Linked DNA regions of Mus musculus: all the other regions are linked to region 1. Evidence: chromatin loops called from intact Hi-C (ENCODE). Cell type or tissue: heart. All regions are shown on one strand. Links, peaks and the distances in the headings refer to the core of each region. The heading gives the core; the rest is flanking DNA.

Region 1 (10,403 bases), core at 1,490-9,489:
TTATCAGATAATGGTTTCACAGCTCACTTAGAAGGAATGGTTTTCCTGGGTGCAACTTTGTTTCAAGCCTGCCTTTCATCCTAGTGCAATTACTGATCGCAACTTTGTTTCAAGCCTGTTTTCTAGCCTAGTGCAATTAGCCTGTGACACACGAAGGTTTGCAGACCTTGATTGCAGCTTTTATACTATAGAGGGCTCAAAATCCCCCGAATAAATCTAGTAAGCGTTCTATAAAATCATTTAGGAGTTATAAAATCACCAATTTGTCTACATAGCATCACTACAACTTCCTTGAGCTGCAGAAAAATCTGCCCAGTAGGGTAGACTAATGCCCAAAAATCATTAGACTAACTCTTCTCTATGACAGAAGAAGGCATATCAGCAATAAAAATCAATCCTGACTTGAGATTTCCGATGGCCTTGCAACTCAGAATTTTACCCATTACAGACCATACAAAAACAGTGGGGCATCTCTAGGAAAGTTATCTGCTAGCCTTAACCTTTCCTAGATGGCTCCTGACAATATGGACCCATGACCCCTTGGCATTGTCTCAGGCCACTTTCTGTTGCTATAACACAATACTGCAGACTAAGTCATTTATAAAGAAAAAAAGCTCATCTGGGTTCATGGTGATGGGAGACTGAGAAGACCAGGAGCACTGAGGAGCATCTGCTCGGCATCCAGCAAGATGTCTAGTCTTTGCTCCCCATCTCTTTCTCCCCCTTCTTGCCCAGTGTTTCATGGTGGGCATGAATGAACATGATGGCACATGCATACAGAGACCAGAGGTCAACCTCAGGTGTGGTTCATCAGGAGCCTCCACATTGTTCCTTGAGGCAGGGTCTCTCATTGGGACCTGGTGCTTGTTCATTAGGCTGACTGACTATTGAGCCCCACTCCTTTCTCCTCGGTGCTGGGATTACAGGCATGCACTACGCTTGGCTTTTGTCTGTTTGGTTTTTGAGACAGGGTCTGACTATCCTGGGCTCTGTAGCCTCAACTCAGTGATGGTCCTGTCTCTGTCCTTGAATGCTGGGAATAAAGGTCAGCGCCTACACTCAGCACCTCCTGGGTGTTTTACATGGGGTCTGGTGGGGGGGGGGGTAACCCATGTCCTTAGGCTTGTAATGCAAGCACTTCCTGACTGAACATCTCCCCAACCCTCTTCTCCTCTTCTTACAAAGCCATTAACCATCTTAGGGACCCACCCTCCCGACCACATCTATCCTACCACCTTGACCTCCCAAAGGCCTCACCTCCAGACACCATCAACACAGGAATCTGAGTGTTAAATTTCCATCAAGGATCTTTGAGGGGCATATCCCTGTCATGACAGGCAATCAAGACCAGTTTTCTAAAGATTAAATTGAAAACCAAAAAGCAAGGGGTTTAATGCAGAGTCTTACCTAAATAACAATGGATGCACTTCTGTCAGGCTGGAAGGAGTGCCCACTTGTTCTGGTGCTGGAGGAGGTAGCAGAGGCCTGCTTGAGCTGTCTCTGGGGGTCCCCAACAATGGCGAATGGCCTGGAGCTGCTGTGGCAGGAGTCTGGGGTTCTGAAACATCTGTCAGCAACTTAAACGTGGCAAGGAACCCCACCCCTCACCTGGGATCCTGGGCAAGATGGTCCTGTTTCTCCATGTTTATAAGGAGCACCGAAATCCCAGCATTAGGCATGGCACACAGCAGCCAGGCTAGGGGATGTGCCTCTAGCTAGGCAGGTAGAGGTGGGTGGAAAAAGAAGGCATGGTCAAGTGGAGGGAGCTTTTCACTCTGAGATTAGAAATCTCTCTGAGGCTGTTAGGCAGTACGTGAGGAGTCATCCCTTGGGTGACAAAGGACTTGGTTTTGCCCTTTCACCAGAACCCACACCTCCCATGGGTCAGCTGATCTCAGGGGTGTAATTCTAGGCCAGGAGACTATGGAATGGAGCCCCACGGCCCCGCCCTCCACTGTCCTGGGCTGCTCCAGTGTTTCTGAGCCTTTGAAAAGACTAGTCACCTGAGAAAATCACTGCAATGGAACAGGTGCCCAGAAAGCTAAGTGAGGCTTTATAACCCCAAAGCACATCCGGCCAGGCTCCAGTTACCGGAGTCCACCTACAGGGAGACTGAAGAAAACAGAATGGAAACTTTCTCCTCTGTCTAGTGGAGGGGCAGGGTGTCCCAGCATGCATCCCAGTAATCAAACTCAGGCCACCTGGCTCCGCAGTAAGTGCCTTTACCTGTAGAGTCATCCTGCTGGTCCCTACAGCTGAAGGAACCTGGGCTAGCAGCTGGTGAGGGACACTGTTCCATTCACAGGTGGTACAGTTGAGGCTTCTGCCTCTCAGCCTCAAGTTCTTGGAGATGTGGAGGGTTTAAGGCAGAGGCTGGGCATGCCAGTGACCACCAGTTTACCACAGTTAGGGCATCGGCAACTGTCCCACCAGCTCCAGCCAGAGAACAAAGATGGTCCAAGAGCCAAGGTCCTGCTCCCCAGGTCAGAGGGGCACAGAAGTGGCAGCTGGACAGCTACCATGTGAAGCTGTTGTATTCTTCTCTGGACTTGGACATCCTTGACCATAGATTGACTGTGTTTGGATCCCAGTCTCTCAATGGTTAAGTCCTGATCTCACAGTGACCCCCAACCTCAACAGAACACAGTAGGGAACATGACATAATCAGGGTTTTTTTTTGTTGTTGTTGTTGTTTTGTTTTGTTTGTTTGTTTTTTCGAGACAGGGTTTCTCTGTATAGCCCTGGCTGTCCTGGAATTCACTTTGTAGACCAGGCTGGCCTCGAACTCAGAAATCTGCCTGTCTCTGCCTCTCAAGTGCTGGGATTAAAGGCATGCACCACCACTGCCGGGCTCAGGGGTTTTTTTTTTTTTTTTGCTTTTTTTGTTTTTTGTTTTTTTAAAGGAACTTAGGGTCATGTAAACAAAACAGGACCTTAAGACAAATGGCCTCTATATCCACCCATCCACCCATCCATCCATCCATCCATCCACCCATCCATCATCATCATCCATCCGTCTGTCTGTCTATCTGTCTGTCTGTCTCAGTTAGGGTTTTACTGCTGTGAACAGACACCATGACCAAGGCAAGTCTTATAAGGACAACATTTAATTGGGACTGGTTTACAGGTTCAGAGGTTCAGTCCATTATCATCAAGGTGGGAGCATAGCAGCATCTAGCAGGCATGGTGCAGGAGGAGCTGAGAGTTCTACATCTGAAGGCTGCTAGCAGAATACAGACTTCCAGGCAGCTAGGATGAGGGTCTTAAAGCCCACACCCACAGTGACACACCTCCTCCAACAGGACCACACCTACTCGAACAGCGCCACACCTCCTAATAGTGCTACTCCCTGGGTGAAGCATATCAAACCATCCCACTATCTAATTATCATCTAGATGTCTATGTATTACCTACCTGTCTATCCATCTACCTGTCTATTTATCAATGTATCTATCTCTATCACTGTCTGTCTGTCTATCATCTATCTATAAGCATCTATCTCTCTATCCCTTCCTCCCACCCACTCATGTGTGTAGCTATCCTATTATCTTTCCACCCCACACCATACTAATTAAGCATCTAGTACATGCTACGGTCTATCCTGGATGCTAGGTCGACCTCATTTTTTTTTTTAAATCACCATGTGGTTGCTGGGATTTGAACTCAGGACCTTTGGAAGAGCAACTGGCGCTCTTAACCACTGAGCGATCTCTCCAGCCCTCCTGGGTGCTAGGAACTGAACACGGGTCAGGACAGCCACAGCCTCTCTCCTGTGGATCCCACCCCTGCCTGAGGAAGAGAGATGTTGAGGAACTAAATCAATATATGAAGCAGATGTGAGGCAGTGTCATAGGAAACAATGGGATAGAGAGATAATCTGTGTGGAAGGGTCTTACAAAGCCTTGTGAGAAAGCCAAGTCTGACCTAAAGGTGGAGATGGGGGAGCTGTGTGTAGGTGTGGAAAGAGCACTACAGGCTGAGTGTGGCGCAGGTGCAAAGGCCCTGAGGCCAGCACATGCAGGGCACATCAGCAGAAGCAGAGAGGCCTCTCGGGTGGTTGGAATACAGAGTGATGGGGTGGTGGAGCCCCAGCATGGACAAACAGTGGTCAAGCTGTGCAGCAACCATGGAGGTGAAAGTCAACCTGACCAGATTTGCTGAAGGTATGAGAGGGAGTGTGTGTGTGTGTGTGTGTGTGTGTGTGTGTGTGTGTGTGTGAGATATCCCCAGGGCTTTTGGCCTGGAGTCTGGACCTGAGTGATAAGAGCTGGATCAGAGAAAGCAGTGGCTGAACAGGAGGCTGTGGCACTGAACCATGTGCATGGCAGATAGATGATCAATAGATGAGAGATAGATAGATAGATAGATAGATGAGAGATAGATAGATGAGAGATAGATAGATGAGAGATACATGAGAGATAGAGGGATGATAGATAGATAATTGATAGATGATAGATAAATTGATTGATAGATGATAGATAGGTAGATGGATGATAGATAGATTAATTGATAGATGATAGGTAGGTAGATAGATGATAGATAGGTAGATAGATGATAGATGGATGATAAATTAATTGATAGATGTTAGGTAGATAGATGATAGATAGATAAATAGATACATAGATGATAGATAAATTGATTGATAGATGATAGATGATCGATAGATGATAGATGATAAATACATAGATAGATAGATGATAGATAGATAGATGATATACAGACAGACAGACAGACAAATAGACAGATAGGGGATAGATACATAGAGACAGAGATGGCCAGGCTGCCCAGGCGAGACCTGAGGTCCTTCAACACATGGTCTCTTTCACTAGTATATGCCTCAACCAGGCCTGCTGGCTCTGTCACCTGGGACAAACAATACAATGGCTCAAAGCCTCTGTTTCCCCAACTACAAGATCCCTGGCCTACAACAGGGCTGCTTGACGTTTGGAGGGATGGGTTCCTTTGAACATATGATTTTTAAACTGTGGCTGTGTTCCACATTCAAGCTTCAAACCACACAGAGACACGAGCACACGACAGTGTGTGGTTCTAGGGCTCCCAGGGCCCCTAAGCAGTGCCTGAGGCCAGCCCGGCTCCTCCCCTGATATTCCCTCATCACTTTGGGTCAGGCTTCTTCAAGGTTACCTCTACAATGTGACCTCCCCTCATCCAGCTCTGGCTTAGAAGCTCTGGCCTGGAATGTAAATCTGTGAGCTTTAAAAAGGTGTCTTCCCCTTTAAAGGTCACATTCAGGTGGGTAAGCAGAGCAGGGTCACGTGAGGCGCTGGTCCGAGAAGAGTGTGTACTCACCCGTGCAAGGTTTCCTTCCTGAAATCAATAGCTATTCACTCTGGGCTGACGGATGGGCTGGACTGAGAGGGCAACTCCAGTCTCAAATAGGATGGGAGGAGGGGATGGTTTCCTGGGTAGGAGAAGGCACCGCTAGGGGTCCCAGAGCTACTATTAAATACTGGGGTCCAAACTGGGTATCCAAGCGTCCACCCCGAGTCTCACTGGCTTCATAGGAAGCCAGTGCTGCAGGATGCGCCAGCAGAGGGCGCGCTCACTCCACCTTCTTTCCGTGGGCTAATTCCCATGGCTTCTAGCTGAGGCTTGGCCAGCTTCACCGAGCATTTCCTGTAATTGTTCCCTTCCCTTCCCTTTCTCCAAGTCTGTCTTCCCTCGCTCCTGTTGGACTGGGATCACCTTCCCAAAGACGCCCGAACACGCCCAAGTTTGCCTGGGGCTCTGTTTGCCAGACCGAGCTTCCTGCTATGTGAATGAGTTCCAGCTCCCTCCTCTGCGGGTGAGGGCTGGAGAGACATCACCTCTTGAAGGGTTGTGGCCCTCGAAGCAGAATCCCCTGGATTGGTACCCCGCTAGTTTCACTAGTATCATCTCTACTGGGGAACTCGGGGTCTCCTTTGTGGATTATCTGTCGCCCGGTAAATTTAGAAGGAAACTCTTTAGAGGAGTTTGAGAGAAAGCAGGTCAGGTGGGCTGGAGGGAGTAGCTGCCTGTAGGAGGGGGGTGGAGAGTCAGAGCTGGTCAGTTACAGGTCAGGAAAGCAGGAACAGGAGCTGGGGATGCCTGGAGCATCCATTTACCTCCAGGAGCAGGCTTCCAGGTAGGAATCCAGACAGCGGGCAGGCTCATCCAGGAGGATCTGAGCCGCAGCATGCCTGGGTGCAGTTTGGGTTATATGAGCGTGCATCTCATTAAAGGCACAGTTATTTTTCCCATCTTCGCTTAATTGTATTCTGAGCACCGTCTCACTTAGCCCAGGCATACCTTGACTTCTCTTTGACGCCGCGGATAACCCACTGCCTCCACCCTACCATGCAGCCCTGCAGCATCCCAGATGGGATCGAACCCAGGGCTGGTAACCGCTGTCCAGTGAGCCACAGACCCCTACTCTCCGCCTCAACCCCCCTCCCCGCCCCCTGCGCGCCATCATCCAACGCGTCTTCGGGTTCTGTTTTCCTACTCAGGTGATTGGCAGAGCAAGTGAGACATCGCGAGAGGATAATGGTGTCCCTGCTGTCTCAGAACCATAATTTAGATTGCGTCTCTTCCCGGCTTGGAGGTATGATTCAGGTCCCTGTCCTTTTGCCCAAAACCCCTAAAAGAATAAATTTCAATTAATTAAAGAAGAAAAAAAAAATCCATCTTCCCCTGGGCCTCAGGAAAATCAAATCTTGAGGAGAGGCCCCGGGACACTCTCCCTTTTCTACGAAATCAGTGTGTTACCATGGAAACGGGAGGCGGAGTCCAAGGATGATTCTGAGAGGGAGGGTCTGTAATAAATAGCAAGACAAAGCAACTTAGTGGAGAAAGGCTTGTTCTGGCTTCACACTTTCCTAGGGACACAACCCATCACGGCGGGGCGGGGGGTGGGGGGAGTGTGGTGGCCAAGGAGTCGGAGTCCGGCTGGGGAAGCAAAGAGTGGACAGGAAGTAGAGCCAGGCCATGAAACCCCAAGGCCTTCCTTTCCCCCAGTGACTCACTTCCTCTCCTCTCCTTCCTAGAGCAGCGATTCTCAACTTTCCTAACTCTGCGACCCTTTAACACAGTTCCTCATGCTGTGCTGACCCCCCCACCCCACCCCGGCCATAAAATTAGTTCATTGCTACTTTCATAGCTGTAAAACTTTGCTACTGTTACGAATCATAATGCAAAAGTCTGATATGCCACATGCTCCTAAATGACCCACCTCAGGGGTCGTGACCCGCAGGTTGAGAACTGCTCTCCTAAATTTTCCTCAACCTTCCCAGACAGTGTCACCAGATAGAGATACTGGTATTCTAATGTCTGTGCCTGTGGGGGAATGGTTCACACTCGAACCACAACGGGGCCTATCCTTGGTGACCAAGAGCCCTGAATTGTGTCCTGTGATGATGCTGGCTCTAAGCGCGGTTCCTTCTTGAGGGTCAGCTCTGTTTCAGTATTTGAATCGTTACATGGTCATTGAGCTATACATAGATCAGCTGAGGGTAAGGTCCTCCCAGTAGTGCAATGCACTACAGCAGCAGCAGAGGTTTGGAGGGAAGAGGAAGCATTTCAAAGAGCAGATTGGTTCTTACCGTCAAAAACCAGGAAGGGCTATGGATGTGACTGAGTTGGTAGAGTGCTTGCCTGGTCAGCAGGAAGAGCTGGGTCTGATCCTCCGCACCTAAAGACTGGGCATTTGTGACAAAGGACTGTAATCCTAGCACTTGGGAGGCTGAGGCAGGAGGATTGACACAAGTTTCAGACTAGCTGTATTAAAACCCTGGCCGTGAAATAAAGCAAAAGCCAAGAACAGCTGAAACAGGGCCCTGCTAGGTAGCTGTGGTTTCCAGGGCTACCCAGTCGGTAGGGCAGATAAAACAGCATCACCCCCCAGGACACATGAAGCACACTGTGCGCAGCCCCCCCTGACCACCCGGGCGCTCAGGATCCCCTGCACTGAGGTTGGGCCAAGCCACCGTGGAATCTCCATTGTTATTGCAAATGCTGTTAGTCAGAACTATCTCTACAGACTTCCCGGAGGAGGCTGATGGTGGCTGATAAAAGATTCTAGGACAGTCCCTGGGGTGTACTGTCCTCTGTGTACCAGAATGAACAAGCCTGGGGTTCTGGCTCCAGGTAGAATGTGGAACCTGACACTCCCTGCTCAGGGTGTAATCCCTGGGCTTGTGTGGCTGGCAGCCTCTCACCTGGCAAGCACAAGAGAATGTGGAGGAGTCCAACCTGTCTCCCAGGAAGTCTCCCCTCCCCTGCCCCACGAGGACCCAGGTGCTTCTGGGAGTTGTAGTTTGGTTTGCTTCAGTGTTTCCTCAGCTCGGCTTGAGTTGACAGAGGAATGGGGCGGGGTAGTCACAGGGGACATATCTAGGTCTGGGGTCTCTGGGTGTGTTGGAAAAGACACTGCTTTGTTCCCTTTGGAGTTTATATTCAGAGACAGACTGGCAGTGAGTGTGGTGGGGACACACCCTTGTCTGGGGAGCCGAGAATAACAAACATCTGGCTGTGCAGTAGCATTTTGTAAGAAGTGATTTGCATAAGAGATACGGGAAGATTCTCAGAGTTTCTGGAAGAGATGGGGCACATAGTGGGGCATCACAGATTGGCTATTCATACACATCTATTCATTGGGCATCTACTAGGTCCCAGCCCTGAGGTAGAGGCACTATGAATCAGGTGGGCGCCCAAATACCTTTCTGAAGTATTTCTAGACAGGAGTGGACATAAACTATTTTTAAACTTAACTTTATTTAATATGTTCTTATAGGTTTTGGTTTTTCAAGACACAGTTTCTCTGTGTAGCTCTGGCTGTCTTGGAACTAGCTCTGTAGACCAGGCTGGACTCGAATTGAGAGATTTGCCCACCTCTGCCTCCTGAGAGCTGGGATTATAGGTGTGAGACGTCATATTCAGCACACCAGACATTTTTTTATACTAACTTACAAACTCTGTATAAAAGCCCTGCTCTTAGGTGGACTTTGAGGAACTTCATCTTGCAGACTGACCATTTGAACTCCCTCAAAGACTCACCCCCCAGCCTCCCCTGTTCCCCGGGAATAGTAGAGTCATATTTGACATTCTCTGGGGTAGCTCCACTTGATAACTGTGTCTATGACATCCAGATGACCCATAACACTGCTGGGCTCTGTCACTGTGGACCAGAGAAGCCTCAGGTGGATCCAGGGCATTATGCAAGGCAGTAGCCCTTACTTCCAAAGGGTCAAAATTCAAAGGATTGTATGAGCTGTTCACACACACACACACACACACACACACACACACACACACACACATCACCACCACCACCAGCAGCAGAGAGGAGGCAGAGAGGAGGCAGGAGAGTGGCAGACAGCTCTCTGGAAGCCACACTGTTGCTTGGGTTTCTGTCTCTTTTCTTGAGGTTGGGCTGGTTTACAATAAAAGAGTAAACCTGCCAGGCAGTGGTGGCGCACGCCTTTAATCCCAGCACTTGGGAGGCAGAGGCAGGTGGATTTCTGAGTTTGAGACCAGCCTGGTCTACAGAGTGAGTTCCAGGACAGCCAGGGCTACACAGAGAAACCTTGTCTCAAACAAAACAAAACAAAAGAAAGGAATAAACCATGTCCCATTTCTCAGGGGAGCATGAGTCATAAATATGATTCAATTTACACATGCGATGTTTCTCCCTAATGCTGGTGAAGTCCCGTGAGAACCTGGATCCATCAGCTCCCTCAGAGCGGAGTCCCCAGAGCCCAGCATAGAAAAGGTACTTAGCAAAGATGCATAGGCTGGCAGGGTAGCGTTCCAGAGATGTTCCAGCTACTGGGGTAAAGGAAGGGACTTGAGGAGAGAATGGGTTGAGTTCAGGAGCTCAAACCTGAGCAACAACATAGGGAGCCTCTGGGGAGAGGAAGAGGACTGGAGCACGAGGAGCTCGTTAGTGGTGGAATGCATCACTTTTGTAAGCCTAGAATTTATTTATTTTGTTTCTTTTTTTTAATTAGGAGCTCGTTAGTGGTGGAATGCATCACTTTTGTAAGCCTAGAATTTATTTATTTTGTTTCTTTTTTTTAATTAGGTATTTTCTTATTTTACATTTCAAATGCTATCCCAAAAGTCCCCCATACCCTCCCTGTCCCACTCCCCTACCCACCCACTCCCACTTCTTGGCCCTGGTGTTCCCCTGTACTGAGGCAGATAAAGTTTGCAAGTCCAAGGGGCCTCTCTTCCCAATGATGGCTGACTAGGCCATCTTCTGCTACATATGCAGCTAAAGACACGAGCTCTGGGGGTACTGGTTAGTTCATATTGTTGATCCTCCTATAGGGTTACAGACCCCTTTAGCTCCTTGGGTACTTTCTCTAGCTACTCCATTGTGTTTCATCCAATAGCTGATTGTGAGCATCCACTTCTGTGTT
Region 2 (10,403 bases), core at 1,577-9,576, 51 kb after region 1:
GGACCTCTAGAAGAGCAGTCAGTGCTCTTAACTGGCAAGCCGTCCCTTTCTTTATCCTCCCTTCCCCTTCCTTTTTACGGGGTGTGGCATGGGAGAACTAAAGCTCCTCCTAGCCCCAGCTCCGCCCCTGGCCCCAGCCCTGCCCCACCTCGGCCCCGCCCCACAACAACCGGGGCCTCAGCCCATTGGCCATTTTGAAACCTGAGACAGAAAGGGACATTTATTAAAAGAAATCCACATTTTCAGGTGTTAACCCTGAAATAAGGAGGCTTGCTAGAAAACTTCATTTTGTCCTGGCCGTGCTTGGCCTGGCTCTGTCTGCTTGGCCACGGGTTGTGGGTTCAAAATTTGGCCTGGGACTTGGATGAGGGAGGACATGTGTGAGTGTCGCAGAGTACCTGCTCGATGCCACCTCACCCGTTGTCCTCTCTAGAGCTTCCAGGAAGATCTGTGCCGTGAGTGAATGCCAAGCAGCCCACGGGGTCTGACAGGACGGCTCACTTTGGATTGGGTTTTCCAGAAGCAGCCTGTCTTAGGTCTCTTAGGAGGTGACCAGAGGGAGGACCGGCTGCGGACTGGGGAAGGTGGCAAGGAATTACCAGTGTGGGCAACTGAGACCCGGTGCCCGGGAAACCTCTGGGAAGCTCGTAGGCACAACTGGGTCGACCTGGTCAAGGGTCAGAGAGCCAGGAGTATGCGTTTTCTATTTATTCCTGTTGACGTCGAAGAATATGTCTGGGCCTTTGGATATATGGGATTTGACCGTTCTGCGCATAGTAGGGCAGCTCTGCACCAACTCTTGTATCGGCGTGAGAAACAGGCAGGGAGCCGACAAGGTCTGCTGCGGGTGTAAAATAAGACAACCCGAAAACAGGGCTCAGAGAGGTCACACAGCAAAAGGCCAAGATGCTTGAGCCCAGGTCTGGCAGGATCCCATGAGATGACAAAGCAGGGAAGAAACAGGAAGCTGCGTGCAGCCCTTGGGGAGCTTTTTACCTCAGCTGGGTGATAGGGCTCTGGAACCCAAGGTCAGGAAATTATATGATGCTCAATGAGGCGCCGGAGGAGTGACCCAGGAAGGCATCCTGGAGGAGGCCCTGATGGGTGACCCCGGGAGCAGGGCATGCTGGGAGATCTGGAGGCTGGAGTCAGCCCCACCTAGCCCTTGCTGAGCAGTTCAGCAGAGGCAGCAGCCTAGTCTTCAGTGTTTCCTGCTGTAACAAACCACACCGGGCCAGGAACTTATTTCCCACAGTTCTGGCTGCTGTGAATCCCCGGCCCGTGACTGGTTTGTTCCTGGACTTCCTTTCCACGCTGCCCTGGAGTTTTAGGACGCCGTGTTTACAGAGTCGAGCGCAGCCAAGGATTACAGCAGTTTCTCATCCCCAAGTTTGTGAGAGAGGAACCAGGGTCTAGCCTGTCAGAGACAGGGGCGCCACCTAGAGGGGCCTGTGAGAACAGAGTCAGCTTTGGCCACGAAGGATGGGATGTGGATTGTCCTCACATTTATGGTGTGGAGTATGGGGGGATTGGAGCTTCGAACTTGTGTTTCTCCTCCGGAGCCCTGAGTTGCTCAGCGTCGCTAGTGGAACCTTCCAGACTTGCACTGAGCTCCTCCCTCCTCCAGTGTGGGTTCTTCCCACACTGCTCCTTGCCTCCCACTCCCCCCAACGCCCCCGTTGGGAACCCGAAGCTGCAGTATGGTCCAGCAAGGTTTGCCTCTGGTGGTCTCACCCAGCTCTCACGCCCCGCCCCCGTTGCCGTGGGAGCGGGGGGAGGGGGCCAGAAGAGACTGCCGGGCTGGAATGTGACACGCTGCAGCTCAGCAGCTCAGCTCGCCAGCACCTCGGGACCCACTGGCAACAGGAGCGCCTGGGCTGCAGAGGGTCCTGGATGATGCCCAGAGCGCCCAGGCCCCAGGAGGGCTGGTTGTCGGGGGGGGGGGGGCGGGGGGGGCGGGATCAGCTTTCCCTTGGCGGAGGGATCCACGGACCAGCTTCCCGCTTCTGGCCTCTCTCCTGGAAGGCTTGTTTTGTTTTGTTGCTGAGTCAGGGTCTTCCTTAGCACAGGCTGGTCCCTGGGGACCTGACCCTCATCCCATTGTTGGGCGTCCTTCCTTCCTTCCCTTGATCTGGTTCCTGATCTTAAAGATCAAAAACAATCAGATGAGTGAAGACAAGAAGCCACAGAGGTGCCCAGAATGCTGGTTGTTAAAAAGACAAACACGGGGCAGAGAGGGAAGGGATCATTTGCTCAGGGATGGGGGTTGGGGTGGGGGAGCTGGTAAAGATGTTCCAGCCGTTGGGACTTTCCTGTGTCTCTCAAGAATTAGGAATAGCCAGGCAGTGGTGGCACACGCCTTTAATCCCAGCCCTTGGGAGGCAAGGCAGGCGGATTTCTGAGTTCGAGGCCAGCCTGGTCTACAGAGTGAGTTCCAGGACAGCCAGGGCTACAGTGAGAAACCCTGTCTTGAAAAACAGACAAAGGCTGGCGAGATGGCTCCGTAGGTAAGAGCACTGACTGATCTTCTGAAGGTCCTGAGTTCAAATCCCAGCAACCACATGGTGGCTCATAACCACCCATAATGAGATCTGATGCCCTCTTCTGGTGTGTCTGAGGTCAGCTACAGTGTACTCACACATAATAATAAATAAATCTTAAAAAAAAAACCAGACAAAACAAAAAGAGTTAGGAATATTCTCTGGGTGTGTACGGACACCTATGAAACACACCACGTAACACACACACTCAAGCACACACACGTGTGCACACATGCACATGAATGCATGGACACTAACACGCAGATACATGTGCTTGTATACACATTCCAATCACACGTACACACATGGACCCACAAGCACACATGCATGCGCACACACATGGATGTGTGTATTTCTGTTCTGGATGCATAGGCAGATTTTATCCGTCAAGGGACTGTGGGGTGTAGAGTGTGAATTCCCCACAGAGTTCTGGGGTGGGGGAAGCTTACACTCTGTGGGGTGAAGCTATCTTACCACAGGCCTGAGCTTGAGGGTTAAGAAAGGATGCTCAGAGCATCTTTTGTGGCCCCGACTCTTTTGGGATTGCTTTCAGAAGCCACAAGGATTATGAGGCTTAGCCTGGTTTTGTGTCACTTCCTATGGGAGAGAGCGTTTTCGTGCTTGCTGACAGCTGGGTTCAAAGCAGAGAATCCAGCAGGGTGACCGGGGGGGGGGGGGGGGGCATCCCAGACCACTTAGGCTGAAATCCTCGGGGTTAGCCTTGACAGGTAACTTTGGTTGAGATCTCTGCTGACCCCAGTGCACACCTGCTTGTTAAGGTGGGTGACCCAAGTTCAGTCCCCCTTGATGGAGGGCGGAACCTGGCTGTACACAGCCCTGCTCTGACCTCCACATGCACCCCCAACCCCCAGCCTGAAAATAAAAAACGAGCCGGTGAGGTGACTCGGTGGGTAAAGATGTCTGGTGACTCAGGTTTGTTGAGTCTTACCACCTTATGAAGGGAGAAGGTGAGGTGGCACGTGGCACACATCCCCGTACACACACATACACACATCCCCTATACACACACATCCTCCCTACACACACAGACACATCCCTCCACATCCCCCCCCACATCCCCTGTACACACACACCCTATACACACATCCCCCTACACACACACACACACACACACACACACATCCCCCTACACACACATTCCCCCTACACCCACATCCCCCTACACACACACCCTACACACACATCTTCTATATACACACACACATCCCCCTACACAGACACACCCTACACACACATCTTCTATATACACACACCTTGTATACACACACACATCTCCCTACACACATCTCCCTACACACATCTCCCTACACACTCACACAACCCCCAACACACATAACCCTACACACACATCCCACCTATACAGACATCCTCCCTACACACACACACACCACACAGTATACACACACACATAGCCCCTTCACATACACGTGCTCGAGTGTGCGCACACGCGTGCACACACACACACACACACACACACACAGAGCAGTACTAAGAAATACAAGTTTAAGCCATACGATGCACTTTAGTGTCCAGGCTTGTTCCTGGTGTTCACATCCTGCTCTCTGTCCATTGGGAACGTCTGATACGTGTGCTGGCCAGGCTGGGGCCCATGCCCCGATCAGGAGTTCCAAACCATCTTCAGAGTTCCAGCTTGGGCTGGGTGAGGCCCCATCTCAGGAAGGATCCCTGGGAAAATAAAGCGTGGAGTAGCCCCACAGTGGAATATTATTTGGTTTTAAAAAAGGAATGTTCTTGTCAGATATGGTGAGCATTTTGGTGTCTGAGGCAGGAGGCAGGAGAAGCCAGGTGGCGGCACCTGCTATTTATGTATTATTTAGTTTAAATTAGATTCAATCTAATTTCTCTGTTGCCCCGGCCATGCTCAAGCTTGCGTGACTGACTGGATCAGTCCCACAGAACATTGCAGTGGCTGCATAGGCACAGGCAACCTGAAGCCAGGGAGTAGGGGAGATCACCGAGAGTCTGAGGGTGGCAGGAAGCTGGGGGACAGACCGGAAAGGAGCCATCTGAGTGACAGGAGAGACCTAGGACCCCCGGGGAGGATGTGAGAGCTATGGTGGAGATACCCAGCACAGGTGGGCGTGTCCTGGGGGACTCAGATCGACCTTGGTGGAGGGCGTGCCCCCCGACTGCGTTCTTTCTGCTGTGAGATGCAGCTACTGTTAAACAGTCCATCAGGGACCACCTGTGCCACCCCCCCAGAAGTCCTGCTCCTCATAAACCATCCTCCTCCGCCCATCCTGCCCTCTCCTTAGCCTGGCTCACAGGACTCACACAGTGTAGCATGCCTTTTGTAACTTCCTTATTTTTGTTGTCTTTGTTTGGAGACGGGGTCTCATGTGACCCAGGCTGGTTGCATGTAGTGTATGGCCCAGTTCTGATGTTCAGCCCCATTATGGTTAAAGGGCTAATTGTCCTGCTGTTGGCATGATTCTTTGGAGTAATTACTATTTTTCTCCTGCTCCGTTTACCATTGACTGAGTTGTTTCCTTGTTGTTGAGTTGCCGTTGCTCTTTACATGTTGTGACTACTCTTGTTGAGTTGCTCTTTACATGTGTGACTAAGAGACTGATGGTTTGTTGAGTCTCTCCCTTTCCGTGGGTGGCTTTTTCATGGTGCCCTTCATGCACACATGTTTTCCAGCTTGACAGACTTCTCTTTTGTTCTTGTGTTTTCTGTGTTGTGTTTTGGAAACACTGGCCATGAATAGCTGCTGCCGTGTTTCCTTGTAAGCTTTCTACCTTCAGATCTAGTAAACTCTTTGCTCTTGTGCATGTTCATTCCAGTAAAATCTGCCCTACCAGGCTGGGCAGGCCAGGGACAGGGCTTCTGAACATCCCTGCCTGTAAGCCCTGGCGTCTGTCCATCTGACCGTCTGTCCTGTACTCCTTACACTGAAGTCCTGGATTTGTGTTAAAGTGTTGCAGGAGATGCAGCAGGGGGCAGTGTGTGAGGTTGGGTAGAGAGCCAGAGTCCTACGCAGTGCCGCAGTGCCGTGGGTCTGCGAGACAGGTCGGGGTAGAAGTGCGGGTGGGATTTATTTAATGCCACTGGGGTGTGAAAATGAGCCCAGTAGGTAGCAGCAGAAGAGAAGGCTCAGAGCAGCTTTAGGATGTTAAAGAAAGCGAACCGGGCAGTGGCTTAATCCCAGCACTTGGGAGGCAGAGGCAGGATGATTTCTGAGTTCAAGGCCAGCCTGGTCTACAGAGTGAGTTCAGGACAGCCAGGGCTACACAGAGAAACCTTGTCTTGAAAAACAAACAAACAAAAAAGGAAAGCGAGCCAGGGAGAGACAGAGCAAGCGAGGGGGGGAGGAAGGGGTCTAGGAACCAGTAGCCTTGCTCTTCATGATGCTGTGTGCTATTCGCCAGGCACCTGCCTTCTCTGGCCCTCCTGGCTTATGTGCATCAAGTGTGCGGCTGGACTCCAGGGTCGGCTGTGATGTTTGTTCTCCAGTTAAGCAGAGAGAGAGGGAAAAATGCAGAATCCAGATTACATGCCTTCGGGCTTTTTTCTCTCCCTGCATTTGTATTCAAGGAAAGATGTTCAAACTAGGACCGGACCTTAGGACCATCCTGGGCAAGGATGCGAGCAAGACACATCAGCCAGGCAACCTGCCCCCTAGAGGCTGGTCTGTGTCACGCAGGCTCAGAGCAAGGCCCTTAACGCTGTTAAAATTGTTCCTTCCCTAGATGGTTGTGGTCAGAGGTTAAGGCCGCACAGTGGTGAAGTTGGGTCACGTGATACCTATGCAAGATGGTGGGGGGCCAGCAGACTAGAGGCTCCCACTGAAGCTCTCACTGTGTTTTCTATCTCAGGCATCTTTGCAGAACCTGGAGCGGAGGGACAGTCAGCAGGACAGCCAGCAGCCTCAACGGCAGGTGTCCCCTGTTGCCTCTGTCCCCAGGCGAAGTCACAGCTTTTGCAAGGACAAGAGGAACAGTCCCCTCGTGGTGAGTGACACCTGCTGGCGTCCTCTGCGTCCGCTGATTCTGTGGCTATATGTGGACGGTTCAGACCCTTGTGCTGTGTGTGCCGTGCTGTTGGGTTTCTGGCACTAGGTGGCGCTGCAACCCCAGCAGCTGGCTGATGCAGGCGGACGTGTCTTGGGGGCTCACACCAAGATGTCTTTTCAGCAGCCTTGAGATTTTTGAGAGTTTATATCCGGAAACTCAGCCGGAAAGCCGGCTGGTGACTCCCGTGTCCATAGCGCTAGTTTGAGGGATGGGAGACAACCAAGAGAAAATGTGCCTGTGAGGGACACTAGGCTATCCAAAGCCAGCTCCCCGCTTGGGGGACCTACAGTACACCGTGTTTCTTGGGAAGCCTCTGGCACCGGGAGCCACGCGGTACCCACGAGAGGCCGGACCCAGGCTCCTGTGGTGGTGATTTTGTTGATGCAGTCTGTGAACAGGCTGAGTTCTCTCCTTGCTGGAAAGGTCCCTTGCGGGTGCGGCCCAAGCAGTAGCTGTTGACCAGGGTGGCATGGGTTCTGACTCACGTGCCCTTCAGCGTCTATGGTCTGGGGAAAGAGACTTCACTTTCCTGAGTCTTGGTTTTCTCATCTGTAAAATGGGGGTTGTTTGTTCTTAATGTAGGCTTCGGGTGACAGGGTCTGGGGTGTTGAGGTTTTGTCTTTTACTGTCTATTGTAATGTTAAGTGCGGGCCCCCAAGTCTGGAGTCTGCAGGTAGCCCCTGGAACCCTGCCTCCGCTGAGTTAGTCTTGATTAGTGAATAAAGATGCTGACAGCCAATAGCTGGGCAGAAGAGACATAGGTGGGGTTGAGGGTTCGAGGGCTTGCAGGAGAGAGAACAGAACAAGGAGGGAGGAGAAAGAAGGAGCTGTCACGGGAGAAAAGAACATACAGGAGGGAGGAGAGCTGCCATGGGCTAGGGGCCGAGAGAACGTGGCCCAGAGTTCGGCCTGGTTGGAGTTGAGAGTGGCCCAGATGGACCATAGTAAATAATAGGTGATAGCTTGGGGTTATCGATGGGAAGGTAGACTCTAACAGCATGGAGGATAAGCAGCTGACCAGCTACTGTGCTGCCTAAAATATAAAGGCTGCGTGTGTCTTCCATCTGAGAACATAAATGGTCTAAGGCGGGAAAAATATCCTTTGCTGGGATTAATTAATATTTTTCACTACACTGGGGCATCCACTAGGGATCTGCTGAGGGGCCCTGGGTGCATAGATCCCTGTGGGGACTCCACAGGTCTGTGACGTGTGGTCTTCTCTGAAGGTTCCCTTTCTCAGATTTCTTTCATACCCTTGTCTCCAGCTCCTTTCCGGTGGCACCACGTCCTTTATCTGATCAGTGTGAACTTGTGTGTGTGTGTGTGTGTGTGTGTGAGAGAGAGAGAGAGAGAGAGAGAGAGAGAGAGAGAGAGGTTTGAAAGCATTTTTATAGCCCCCCTCTCCCCCCTCCCAGTTTGCAGGAGGCTTCCCTGGCTGAGGCTCCTCTTCCTCTCTCTGTGTCTTTGAGGACCCTTTTTTTCCCCAGGAGCCCTGGGTGACTTCCCTTGGCTCCTCTCTCTGGCTCCCTCCGAGTCCCACGAGCCGTGCCTGAGGCCTGTGGGACAACTCAGCCCTGCAGGACTGGGCTTTCTTCAGTCTCAGGCCTGCAGGGTTGGGAAGCAGCCACTAGGGGGCAGCAGTGCCCAGCCCACTCCTGGCTCCTCCCACAGCCTGTGATGGACACGCAGTGACTCTGGGGACTCATTTTCACCTGTGGAACAGAGCAAATGTCTTTTCATTAATACTTGGCCGAGGAAGCTCCTTCCTATCATCTCCACCTCTCCTTTCCCTCTCCCTCTTCCTCTTCCTCTCCTGCTTACCCCCTTCTTGGTATAAAAGGGGGAAACCGAGGCCCACAGAGAGGACCCTACTTGGTTAGGGTAGCCTTCCAGGAGAGTTTAGGGATTCAGTCACGGCTCTGTGCTTGCCTGAAGTGCTCAGGAAAGTCTGGTGAATGTCTGTTAGTCTGTCTGGCGCATGTTGTCCATTTGTCTGGTGAATGTCTGTCTGTTAGTCTGTCTGGTAAATGTCTGTCTGGTAAATGTCTGTCTGTTAGTCTGTCTGGTGAATGTGGTCCATTAGTCTGTCTGGTGAATGTCGGCCATCAGTCTGTCCATAACTTCATGCTGTCATTCACTCCCCTGGCCTGAAGCACTCTGTGTAGCCAAGGATAACCTCACACACTATTTCTCCTGTGTTGAGAGTACAGGTGTGTGCGGCCATGCCCCGTTTGTGAGTCCTAGGGCCTGATAGATGCCAGACCAGCACTCTGCCAGCCAAGCTACATTCTGGCGCCCAATCTCTGTGCTTTGAACCTGCCTTGGGATTTGTCTGCCCTTACTTGAGAGCCACCCACCTCCCCTGCCATTCAAGCAAACACATTCCATCCTGCTAAAAAGAAAATTAAGGTTCAGAGGGGCTCAGCCACCTGCCTTAGGCCACACAGCATTAAGAATAGTTAGACCAGGGGCCCACATGCCTTGCCTGAAACTTGGGCCCTTCCCAGGACTATGCTGGGTGGGCTGTCAGTGTGTGCCTGTGTGCCTCTGTGTGTGTGTGTGTGTGTGTGTGTGTGTGTGCAATCCCCTGCCAGCACCCTGCTGCAGCCCCTTCAGGACAGGAGACACCCGGGGCTCAGCTAGGGTTGGCCATGGCTGTTCTGTCTGTCACACTCTAAGCCAGCTGGGGACCCACAGGGCTGATTGATTGGTATATCTGCACTGCCCCACCCAGCACTGCTGGTCATGGGACTGCTCACCGGCTGCCCTGCAGGGCAGAGGGAGGCGGCCACATGCTCTGCCCACACTGTGGGTGCCACCCGCACGGCCAGGTGCTTTCTGTTGTTTGCACCTGCGAGCTGCCCTCCTGGGAAAGGAAGATGTCTGCTGTCTCAGGGGTTTTAGCTGAGGCCTGGGACGATGGGAAATAACCTCGCCTGGTCCTGTGGTGCTTCCTCCCTCAGGGGTGGCCACCCTTCTGCTCGGGGTTTATGATCTCCAAGGGGTTATAGAACAAGATGACTCAGTGTGGACCCTGACCTTGGGCACAGTTTACCCAGCAGCCCCTCCTGTAACAGTAAAGTCACAAGGCTTTACTGGGGTTCTGGGGTTTCCACAGTGCCACAGACTTCTGGAAAGGGATGGGGGCGCAGGGAGAGGGATATGGGGGAGTGGGGACTGGGAAGAGGGGTGTGAGAGGAGGAGGGACTGGGGAGAGGGATGTGGGGGGCTGTTTCTTGTTAGGCCAGCAAGGGCTTCTTTGAGGAAGTGACTCAGGGTGGAGCATGTCAAAGAATCAGAGGCAGGTGACAGGAACAAAGGTCTTGGGACTTATTTCGTTTGATTATGATGGTGATGATGACAGTTTTGAGTGAGAGATTATTGGAGCTGAAGTGGAGAGGGTGATCCTTGGTAGCAGGATGAGGGTCATGTCTTAATCAGTGTTTCTATTCCTATATAAAACATTATGACCAAGAAGCAAGTTGGGGAGGAAAGGGTTTATTCAGCTTACATTTCCACATTGCTGTTCATCACCAAAGGAAGTCAGGACAGGAACTCAAGCAGGGCAGGAACCTGGAGGCAGGAGCTGATGCAGAGGCCATGGAGGGGTGATGCTTACTGGCTTACTTCCTCTGGCTTGTTCAGCTTGCTTTCTTATAGAACCCAGGACCACCAGCCCAGGGATGGTCCCACCCACAAGGGGCCTTTCCCCCTTGATCACTAATTGAGAAAATGTCTTACAGCTGGATCTCATGGAGGCATTTCCTCAAGGGAGGCTCCTTTCTCTGTGATAACTCCAGCCTGT
Region 3 (10,403 bases), core at 907-8,906, 350 kb after region 1:
TCCTCATTTTTACTTGAGTTATTTGTTTTCTTGATATTAGGTTTTGTGTTGTTGTTGCTGCTGCTTATTACATTTTGGATATAAGCCCTCTATTAAATGTGTAGTTAGTAAAAAGCTTATCCTCATTCTGTAGCCTGCCACTTTGCCCGAATGACTGTGTCCTTTGCCTTACAAGATCTTGTCAGCTTCGTGAGGTCCCATTTATTAATTGTTGATCTTAGTGCCTATGCTAATGGTATTCTGTTCTTTCCTGTGTCCATGGGTTCAGGATTATTCCCCACTTTCCTTTCTGTCAGACTCAGTGTATCAGCCTTATGTTGAGGTCCTTGATCCATCTGGAGTTGGGCTTTGTACGGGATGATAAGTATGGATCTATTTGCATTCTTCTGCATGCAGACATCCTGTTTGACCAGCATTTATTGAAGACACTGTCTATTTTCTAGCGTTCATTTTTTGACTCTGTGTCAAAATTCAGGTGTCCATAGGTGTGTGGACTTAGGCCCAAGTCTTTAGTTTGAGTCTATTGACCACTGATCAGCATGCCTGTCTCTGTGTCAGTGCCATGCTGTTTTAATTAGTCCAGTTCTGAAGTTCAGATTGACACTGGGGATGCTGAGCCCCCCAGCAGTTCTTTTGATATTCAGGGTGGTTTCAGCTGTCCTGGATTTCAATATAAAGCTGAAGAGTGTGGTTGTTTTGTTGTTGTTGTTGTTGGTGGTGGTGGTGGTGTGTATGTGTGTGTGTGTGTGTGTCTGTGTGTAGAATCATGTTGGGATTTTGATGCAAATGACTGTAGGGTTGTGGGGTCCCCGCGTCTACTCTGCCAGAGAGCATGGCCACTCAGGGAGGCAGTACTAGGGAAGTTGACTGCCCTTACCCCACAACTTTGCAGGGCAGATGTTGGGCTGTAGGGAAGCCTTGGGATACCACTCCCGCGGTGGGGAAGCACAGTCTGAGGTGGGGGGTACACAGAGCTGGCTCAGGGGTCCCTGGGCTTGCAAGGAGGCTGGGGCCATCTGGTTCTCAGGCTCTCAAACATCCTGGTGCCACTGGGATCCGAGGAAGAGCTGAGAATGGAGTGGGGGCCCACAGGCTGGATCTAGCCAGGGGGAAAGGGAAAGGGAAAGGGAAAGGGAAAGGGAAAGGGAAAGGGAAAGGGAAAGGGAAAGGGAAAGGGAAAGGGAAAGGGAAAGGGAAAGGGAAAGGGAAAGGTAGAAAGCTCCGACTGGTCCCTTGGGAAGAGTCCTTGACTTGATTTTGGCTTGGTTTTGTTGGTAGCTGTGACTTGGGGCACAGAGAGACCTTCTATGGGAGATTAGACAGAGGCTCTATAGGCAAAGGCCTTCTGCATGACTCCCCATGGTGGACCCTGGTGAAAAGAGGCAGTCCATGCTTTTAAGACATTTATTATCATGGCAGAAAGTGGATGAGTTAAACCGTACCTCACTTCTCAGGGCGGGCCTGAGATTAAATACCTTTTGCAGGAAGGAGTGTCTGGGAAGGAAAGCTGATTAGCTAAGTCTTCAGGCCTGTAGGTAACATTAAAATGGAGATCTGTCTTGAGCCTATGTGACCACAAGTCATGTCCTCTACCTGTGGATGGGTTTGGGGCATTGCCCTTATGTGACTGATGGCCACAAATCTATGGAGGGCTGCAGCTAGTGACAGGGGCCTGGAGCCCGGGAATCAGGCGTAGCACCCCTCATCCCTTTAGGGTCACTGGGGCTTCTAGCCTTAGTTCAACTGGGAAACAGGCTACCTTTCACCGTCCTACAAATGGCCATCTTCTCTGGGATGGATTTCACACATTTGGGTCAGGATAATCTGCACTGTCTTAGTCAGGGTTTCTATTCTGCACAAAACATCATGATAAACAAAACAAAACAACAAGTTGGGAAGGAAAAGGTTTATTCAGCTTACACTTTCACACTGCTGTTCATCACTGAAGGAAGTCAGGGCAGGAACTCAAGCAGGGCAGAAACCTGGAGGCAGGAGCTGATGCAGAAGCCATGGAGGTGTGCTGTTTACTGGCTTGCTTCCCCTGGCTTGCTCAGCCTGCTTTCAACCTAGCACTACCAGCTCAGGGATGGCTCCACCCACCATGGACTAGAGCCTTCCCCATTGATCACTAATTGAGAAAACTCGTTACAGTTGGATCTCACGGAGGCATTTCCTCAAGGGAGGATCCTTTCTCTGTGACAACTCCAGCTTGTGTCAAGATGACACACAAAACCAGCCAGTACACGCACATTCCTTCCAGAAAGCGCCTTTTCTGGAAGGAATCCTGTTCCTCAGCTGAAATGCCCTTCATCTCCACTGGACTGAGTCATGTTGAATCTTCTGGAACTCGATCTCCACGCTGCTTAGGCAGGCATCGTCTTTGTGCAAGCGCCTTGGAGAGACACACACAAGACCGTGTATGTCTCTCCCGAGATGTGACCTTAGGGCACAGGGTTGAGAGGAGGAGTGCCTCACACACTGTCTGCTCAGTGACTGGCAGCCTTATGGCTGGCCCACTGTCATGGGAACGGATGACGGTCTTAGCAGAAGATGGAGTAGTATCTTTTCATTCATGATGTGGTGGGAGCAGAGCCGAGCCCGGTGCTAACCAGTCTCTCTCTCTCTCTCTCTCTCTCTCTCTCTCTCTCTCTCTCTCTCTCTCTCTCTCTCCTATTCAGTGTGTCTGGCTTGTGTCCACTCACCTCATGCTCTCCATGTGTCTGTAAGGCTTCACTCCTCGCCTGCCAGGAGCACTCAGAAGCACAACGTCATCGCCCGAGTCCAGCTACCTGTGTCACCATGGCCATTTCGTCACGCCTTGCCCTGTGGGAGCAGAAGGAAAGTTGTGTTTTGGGGGGCTGGGGTCACAGGGCCAGACTCTACCCTGGCAAGAGGGGCTGTGGCCTGGGTGGCCTGACTCACACCCACACACCCACACGTACCTCAGGCAGGGAATGATGATGGTCTTCTGTCTCTGTGCCTGCCTGGTCTGGATCTGTTGACTCCTTCCCATCCCTTAGCAGGAGGCTGGGAATGGGGGTAGTGTGGCATCTATAGCCCACAGCAGCCTGACAGAGGGCTGAGGCAGGAGGGAGGAGAGAGTGGAGGGGGTGCAGAGGTGGACTGTTGGCTGCCGGTCTAGTGCTAGAGGGTTTCTGTGAATCTACCTCTGGTCACTACAGAGACCTGGACAATGGCTCTTACCTAACCTGGCTATCCTTCCTTTTCCACAGGATTCCTTAAGGGCTCCTTGGTCTCTGATACCTTCCCCTCCTACTTTCTCCTCTCCTTTCCTCCTATTCTTTTTCTTCCCTTTGTATAGACATTATTATTATTATTATTATTTTTGAGACAGGGTTTCTCTGTATAGCCCTGGCTGTCCTGGAACTCACTTTGCAGACCTGCCTGGCCTCGAACACAGAAATCCACCTGCCTCTGCCTCTGCCTCCCAAGTGCTGGGATTAAAGACGTGTGCCACCACCACCTGGTTGTATAGACACTATTATTTAAAAATAAAAAAAAATAAGAACTTTTGTCCATGGTTGGTTCCAGGGATACAGAACCCACAGCGAAGAAAACGGGTGGCATAGGCCATGGTTAAGTCTTCCCAGCCTCTTGGTGGTCCCAGCACACAGGAATAATTGATTATTATTATCTATTACTTCAAGTCCCCAGAAGGCTTCTTCAAGAAGCTGGGAGGTACCACAGAGACAAGCTTGGAGTGCAGTGCATCCTGGGAGTATCCCTGTCTTAGGTGGGAAGAGCATTTTCTTCTGGGGTTTCTCCAGTGGCCCCTTGGGGCCAGAAGCGTGAGGGCAGAGGAGCCTGGTGTCGAGCCACCCCTCCTGACATCTCAGAAGCTGCTCTGAGAGGTGGTTTGGGTTCTTCTCAGGAGGAGACTCTCCAGGCTGAAGCCACCTCTCCCGTACAACCTCTAATGTCCACACTGGTCCATTCTGTCCCCACACCTCTCGGCCTCATGGTGTCCCTCAGAGCCTTTCTGCTCTTCTCTTATGCTTTTCCCCTCAGATCCACCCGGGCATCACACACCATCTGGGGGAAGCCCTGGCCCTGCAGGCTCACTCTCACTTCTCTCCTCGCTTCCACACACAGATTCGAGAAGAAGACAAGAGCCCCCCTCCATCCTCTCCGCCTCCCTTGTTCTCTGTCATCCCTGGGGGCTTCATCAAGCAGCTGGTTCGAGAGACAGAGAAAGAGTCCAAAGAAGCCAGGAGGAGGAAGGCGGCAGCATTCACAGCCCCAGAAGTAGAGGTGAATGGCCCTGTGGGGGCAGAGCACAATGGGGCAGGGCGGGGCGGGGCAGGCGCCTTCCCATTCATATCCTCATATTGTCCTGAGTCAGTCCTCCTTTGCTCTCTGCCCTGCCGTATTCTTCCACTCTCTCTGTTGAGCTCCTATGCAAACTGAAAAGCCCATCTCCAATTGCCGACATCTGGAGAGTCTCACATTGCTCTACCTTTCTTAACTCCCCCATGGTTGCTTTCCTTGAGACCACACAGAGCTCATTTAATCGCATGACTTATTCAGCTATGAATTTCTAAACAGCAGCAGCTGCCTTCCGCTCAGCTGTGCCCTGAAAGTAGCTCTCATGCTCTGAATTAGTTCCTTGTCCCAGGCCAGCCTGGAACTTCTATTTCAGCCCATTCAGTCTCCTGAGTGGCCGTGGTTATAGGCCTGGCCACTGGCTGGTCTCTGTTCATTCATTAAAGCGGAAAAGATGCTGGCATGTCCCTTCCTCGGAGAGCCTGATGTTGAAGCATTGGCATCCTTCTGGGTCGGGCACATGAGCTGGTGGTCCCACACACCAGTGTCCTCCAGCTGCAAGTCTCTCAGCCCCTTCCAAGTCTCTTGGAACATCCACTATCCAACAACTGAAGGCTTTATCCCAGCTAGGTTGTAGATCTTGGATGCTTGCTTCATCTGCTATTCCTTCTGATTGGTATCGATGGGCATCATCAGTCAAAACTGTGTTAGGCAGACAGGGCACCAGTTCCTGCTGCCTCTATACTGCCCTCTTGAGGCAAAGAGAGTTATGGCAGAATTGGGCTGAGAGGACCAGGGATTATAAAAACCAGGTGTTGGCTTAAATCCGGAGTGTCACCCTGGCTCCATCTTTGCTCCCTCCTCCTCCTTGGCCCATTTACACTACACGTGCTTGCACCTGTTTAATGACAGGGGCTTCCCTGTGTCAGCAAGCCACTCACAACTGACTGGAAGCAGCTGTGGGGACAGCAGTTGGGTCTCATTGAAGAGACTGACAGGGTGGCTGGGCCCTGTGCCTGCTCCTGTCTGACTTAAGGAATAAACAGAGGCCACACTTAAATCTCGGATAGGAAGTGGTCCTGTAAAATGTTCCTGTCTATCACCAATGTTCACTTAGTGATTGTGGCACTGTTTAAAACAGTAATGGGGACGGAAGTCACACCTGCTTCTCAGAGGTGGAGACTGAAGCACAGAGAGGTCAAGACACTTTCCTCAAGGTCACCAGGCCAGGTAGAGGCAGAGCCATGCCGTGTAAAGCTCTCTTTCTGGGGCTGCCTGGGAGAGCAGGCAGGTGAGATATAGGAAACAGAGTGGACAGGAGGGGTGGAGAAAAGGTATGCCTGCTGGCCATCAGGACCAGCATGAACAAACATGAGGGCATAGGGAATGGGTGGGTGGGCCAGAACTAGGAGGTATCCAGTGTGGCCAGAGAGTGAGGCGAGTGGACACAGACAGACCCTGAAAAGGCTTGGAGGAACCGAGGGTGTGTTCATGGACTTCCAGTAGACTTGGGGTGGCCACCAATGCCCTGATCAGTGGCCACCAGTGTCTTGATCAGTTGTAAAAGGACAGTTGGCTGATGGGTGATAGATGACTGGGAGGTTGTATGGGATGGGCAGTCGGTTTGAGAACCTGGACGGCTGGAGTGGAAACTGTGCCCCTCCTCCCATCTCCTCCTCTTGAGATCACAGAAGAGCTTTTCACACTCAGCTCGCAAAACTCCACACAGCACGCTTCTGTTATGGAGGGGCCTAAGCTCACAGAAGATAGGAGACAATGGGCCGAAGTTGCCCCACACCTGCACTGAGATGGGAATGCGTATCCTTACTGATGATCTCATCTGGAGGGTTGAGATGTGTTTTAGTCAGGGTTTCTATTCCTGGGCAAACATCACGACCAAGAAGCAAGTTGGGGAGGAAAGGGTTTACTCAGCTTACACTTTCCACATTGCTGTTCATCACCAAGGAAGTCAGGACTGGGATTCAAGTAGGTCAGGAACAGGAGCTGATGCAGAGGCCATGGAGGGATGTTACTTACTGGTTTGTTTCCCCTGGCTTGCTCAGCCTGCTTTCTTAAGGAACCCAAGGCTACCAGCCTAGGGATGGCACCACCCACAGTGGGCCCTCCCACCCACTAATTGAAGAAATGCCTTACTGTTGGATCTCATGGAAGTACCTCTTTAAGGGAGGTTCATTTCTCTGTGATAACTCCAGCTTGTGTCAAGTTGACACAGAAAACCAGCCAGTTACAAGATGGAAATATAACAGATATATCTACAGCAGCTACTGAGGACTGACCGTGTGCTGGGCCACCACCAGTCTTTATATCCACCCTGCATGGCAGGTCTTTATGATCCTTGTGTTATTGTCAAGAAATTGGCTCAGAGAGGAGGAGAAGGAGGTTACCCAACACCACACAGTGAAAAGAGGCAGAGTGGCATTAAACTCCCTTTTGTTGGATTCCCGAGTCTACCTTCCTCCCCCTGATTCTGTGGACCCTCAGCCGCTATCTAGGCTGAACCTCACTGTCAGGCACAGATTCTGAGGATGTCAGAAGGGCTTGGGTTTCTTTGTGTGGGTGAAACTGGGAATGATTGGCTGTTGGTCAGTCATGCAGCAACTAAGCACATTATGGTCTCTTTCCTAGATCCCAGCAGTTCCAACTAACCAAACCAACAAGACCAACAATGTCCCCAAGCCTGGAAGCCAGCAGACTTCCCAGGACAGCTCATCCACCACTCAGAACAGCGCAGACATTCCAGGAAAGGAGCCCCCGGGGGCTGGTGACAAGGACTCCACACCTGTGACCAGCACTAGTGGGGAGAGACCTCAGGAGTCAGGTCCCACAGGAACACCCGCCAAAAGGACACTGCCCTTCAAGAGGGGCGTGAGGAGGGGCGATGTGCTGCTGATGGTGGCCAAGCTGGATCCAGAGTTGGCCAAGGCAGATCAGAAGGTCCAACCTCGTGATGTCCCCGTGGACAAGACCCCAGCTCCAGCCAAAGATTCTGGAGGGACAAAGAAAGGGGTGACCACGGGGACTTCCTCTGCCCCCCAGCCTTCTATGCCTGAGAAGACTAGGACTAGGGGAGTTGGAGATACAGGCCAAAGCACAAAGGGTGGGAAATGTCAGGGCACAGAGGGAAAGGGGAGCCGGGACCCCCAGACCATCGGGCAAAAAGAAGGTGAGTCTCAGAGCACAGAGGAGCAGGGGACCAGGTCCCAAGCTCAGGAGGCAGGAAACAAGGAGCAACTGGGAACAGCAGAGAAAGAAGGAGGGGGTCCCCCAAAGAAGATGGAAAAAGAGGATGAGCCCAAGGTTGCAGGGGCTGAAGTCAGACCTGTGGAACCCCCAGTCCCGCTAAGGAAGTGGGGAGGTTTCTTGGGTTGGAGAAGCAAGTGGGACAGTCCTCAGAGCAAGGACAGAGTAACAGAGTCACATCGTAAGGATGAGAAGACCGGCGACTTGCAAAGCCCAGCGGTAGACAGGAGCTGTGGGCAGCTAGCAGAACCCACAGGGCAGCCATCAGGGCCCACGGGGCAGCCATCAGGGCCCACGGGACAGCTATCAGAGTCCACGGGGCAGCCATCGGGGCCCACGGGGCAGCCAGCGGGACCCACGGGACAGCCAGCAGGGCCCACGGGGCAGCCAGCGGGGCCCACGGGACAGCCAGCAGGGCCCACGGGGCAGCAGCAGGAGGCTCCAGTGAAGATGGAAGGAAAGGTGGGGAGACCTCAGAAAAAGCTGGTGACACCAAGGAAACCCCGAGAGCTCCCTGGGGTGGCAGCGAAGACTCAGAATCCTGAGGAAAGCTGCAAGGCCCCGGATAGGATTCCTACAACGGGGATATCAGCAGAGGCTGCAAAGAGGGACGGCCAGCCAGAGAGCAGGGTGCAGGGAGCCGGGGAGCCCCGTGTGTGCACAGAGGAAGAAGTGGATGTGGTGAAGCCTCAGGCAGAAGGTCACGTAGAGTCCATTCCTGAGGTCGTCATGGAAAGGCTTTCTACGCTGAGGCCTATGGAGGAGAAGCAGATCCTGCAGGACCCGGATAGAGGGGGCCAGAGTGGAGACTCGGACCAGGTGATGGGCTGTGGACCCTAAGGATGGGATAGGGGAGGCTACGGGGTGGACATAGGGCTAGCCACAGCCCAGCACTCCCCAGGAGTGTACTCCCGAAGAGCTAGGTCCCTAGGCCCCACACGGCCCCTCCCCAGGCTAGATTTCGCCTATTACTACTTAGTGGTTACCGCGTCCCTTGTTACCCACAATTCTCTGTGCCGGCACCATGTGTAGATTCTCAGGCCGTGCCCTGGTGGCTTCTTGAAAGGTCCTGCGGGAGAGGTTAGGGGTCCCTACATCAACCCTGGGCTGGTGGTTTTTGCTGGTTAGGAGACCTTCTTTTTGCTCCCAGGCTTATGAGGATAGATGGTACGAGGCACAGAAAGTCTGGCTGGTGCAGAAGGACGGGTTCACGCTTGGTAAGTGGGCTCAGGCTGGCCTGGGGTTTGGGGAGGGGAGTCCCACTTGTTTCTCATGTCTTTCCCGCCACCAGCCAGTTTTACTTCATTCTCGAGGTAAGCAAGGAGGTAGGGGAGAGGCTGAGATGAGGATGGCACCAGTAGCTGCTATGGGGCAGAGAGTCCCCATCCCCAGTCCATTCTTGTTGGCCAGTGGAGACTGAAGGGCGTGTTCTGAGAAGTGATTCTGTGTTCCATTTGTACTGTTTGCCCATTATCATCCTGATCTGACCTAGGGGTGTGGAACAGGTCGGTGGACTTCACCCTCTGAGGGGCCTGCTCAGTGCTAACCTTTGTCTCAAAAGGGCTTGGAGCAGTGCTTCTCAACTTTCCTAATGCCCCGACCCTTTAACACCGTTCCCTGTGTTGTGGTGACCCCCCAACCATAAAGTTATTTTCATTGCAACTTCATAACTGTGATTTTGCAACTGTTACGAATAGTAACGTTCCCATGGTCTTAGGCAACCCCAGTGGAAAGGGTCATATGACCCACAGAGAACTACTGGCTTAGGGGTGGCAGTACAGGTTCTTTATGTGAATAGAACCTTTCAGCCTGTCCCAAGTTCAGTCTCCAGCTTCCTGGACTGTCTCAGAGACTCTACCCTTCCCTCCCTTCCTCTCCCTTCCCCTCTTCTCCCATTTCCTACCCTCCCTTCTCTTCCTTTCTTCTCCCCTCCCCTCTCTTGTCTTCCCCTCCTCCTTCTCTCCCTCCCCCTCCTCTCCCCTCCCTTCTCCTTTTCCCCTCCCCTCCCTTCCCTTCCCCTCCCCTCTCTTCTCCCCCTCTCCCCTTCACTCTCTCCCCTCCCTTCCCCTTCTCTCCTAACCCTCCTCCCCTCCCTTCCCCTCCCCTCCCCTCCTCTCCCTCCCCTCCCTTTCTATTCCCTCCTCTCCTTTCCCCTCCCTGCCCCTGCCCTCCTACCCACCTTTCTTTCCCCTCCTGTCTCTGGCTGTCCATGCAGCAACGGTGCTTAAACCAGATGAGGGAACAGCTGACCCGCCTGCTGGAAGGGTGCGGCTCTGCATCGATGCAGACAGGACTGTCATCGAAGTGGATGAGGAGCAGGTCCACCCGGTGAGTGTCCCCTCCTCCCCACCACTGCTCTGTCCTCTCTGTCCCCACCCCCCATGGTACTCAGGGCTCTGCTGATGGGGCTCCATCATGGGATCGTTCACTGTATCTTTTAGCTCTTTGTGAAGACAAGCCTGCTGGCTCCTGTTGCCGTGGCTCTGACTGATCTGAGCAGGAGATTACTTTTCATTTTGTGAAAACCTTTCCATAGACGTGTTTCTGTTTTCACCCTGGGAGCTAGGGAACTCAGCTAAATGGGCAGGTTGCCATTGAAGCATAGATTCCAATGGTGCATATTTTGGGCATCAACCTTTCCCTTAGGGGGCTGTGCATACCTCTAAGGGACCAAGGCACAGTGAGCTTTGGTAAAGGAGGTGGTTGGCCACTGGCTTCCACCCCTGGGTGTCACAGGGCACGTCGAGTGTTCCTCTCCAGGACTTAAAAAGCAGATGATGTGAAGAGGCATGTACCCTCAGCAAGCCAAGCATGGTACACTTGGGGTTTTACTTGACCTGTCTTGGAGACAGCAGCCT

Evidence for each region. A loop is a pair of places that touch in the nucleus more often than their neighbours do. Peaks named below come from ENCODE experiments on the same cell type or tissue, not always from the same donor. Only the 100,000 strongest peaks of a DNase experiment are listed, where the experiment ranks them.
Region 2: it touches region 1 in a loop (4-fold over the local background); 28 of 42 quality-filtered maps call a loop at or near these places.
Region 3: it touches region 1 in a loop (2.9-fold over the local background); 3 of 42 quality-filtered maps call a loop at or near these places.

The regions. Positions count from the first base shown.
Region 1 is chr5:113,221,909-113,232,311 of GRCm38, reverse strand. Tmem211 (transmembrane protein 211) reads right to left here and starts at 5,403. Exons shown (of 5, transcript NM_001033428.2): 1 at 5,311-5,403; 2 at 1,408-1,550. In heart, for the core only: a CTCF peak has its summit at 5,534 (motif pointing right); DNase peaks (open chromatin) are centred at 5,521, 6,841 and 8,221; H3K4me3 peaks cover 1,045 bases; H3K27ac peaks cover 3,096 bases; H3K27me3 peaks cover 1,779 bases.
Region 2 is chr5:113,171,337-113,181,739 of GRCm38, reverse strand. It overlaps 2900026A02Rik (RIKEN cDNA 2900026A02 gene), which reads left to right. Exons shown (of 13, transcript NM_001375886.1): 6 at 6,401-6,535. Among named protein-coding and RNA genes, the nearest start is that of Gm42161, 31 kb to the right of the region's middle. In heart, for the core only: CTCF peaks have their summits at 6,215 (motif pointing left), 6,637 (motif pointing right) and 8,228 (motif pointing right); a DNase peak (open chromatin) is centred at 8,209; H3K4me3 peaks cover 908 bases; H3K27ac peaks cover 1,444 bases.
Region 3 is chr5:112,871,854-112,882,256 of GRCm38, reverse strand. Myo18b (myosin XVIIIb) reads left to right here. Exons shown (of 44, transcript NM_028901.2): 2 at 2,679-2,838; 3 at 4,114-4,272; 4 at 6,931-8,364; 5 at 8,696-8,762; 6 at 9,761-9,873. The coding sequence starts at 2,800. Among named protein-coding and RNA genes, the nearest start is that of Myo18b, 19 kb to the left of the region's middle. In heart, for the core only: a CTCF peak has its summit at 5,040 (motif pointing left); no DNase peak of the experiment used is centred there; H3K27ac peaks cover 605 bases.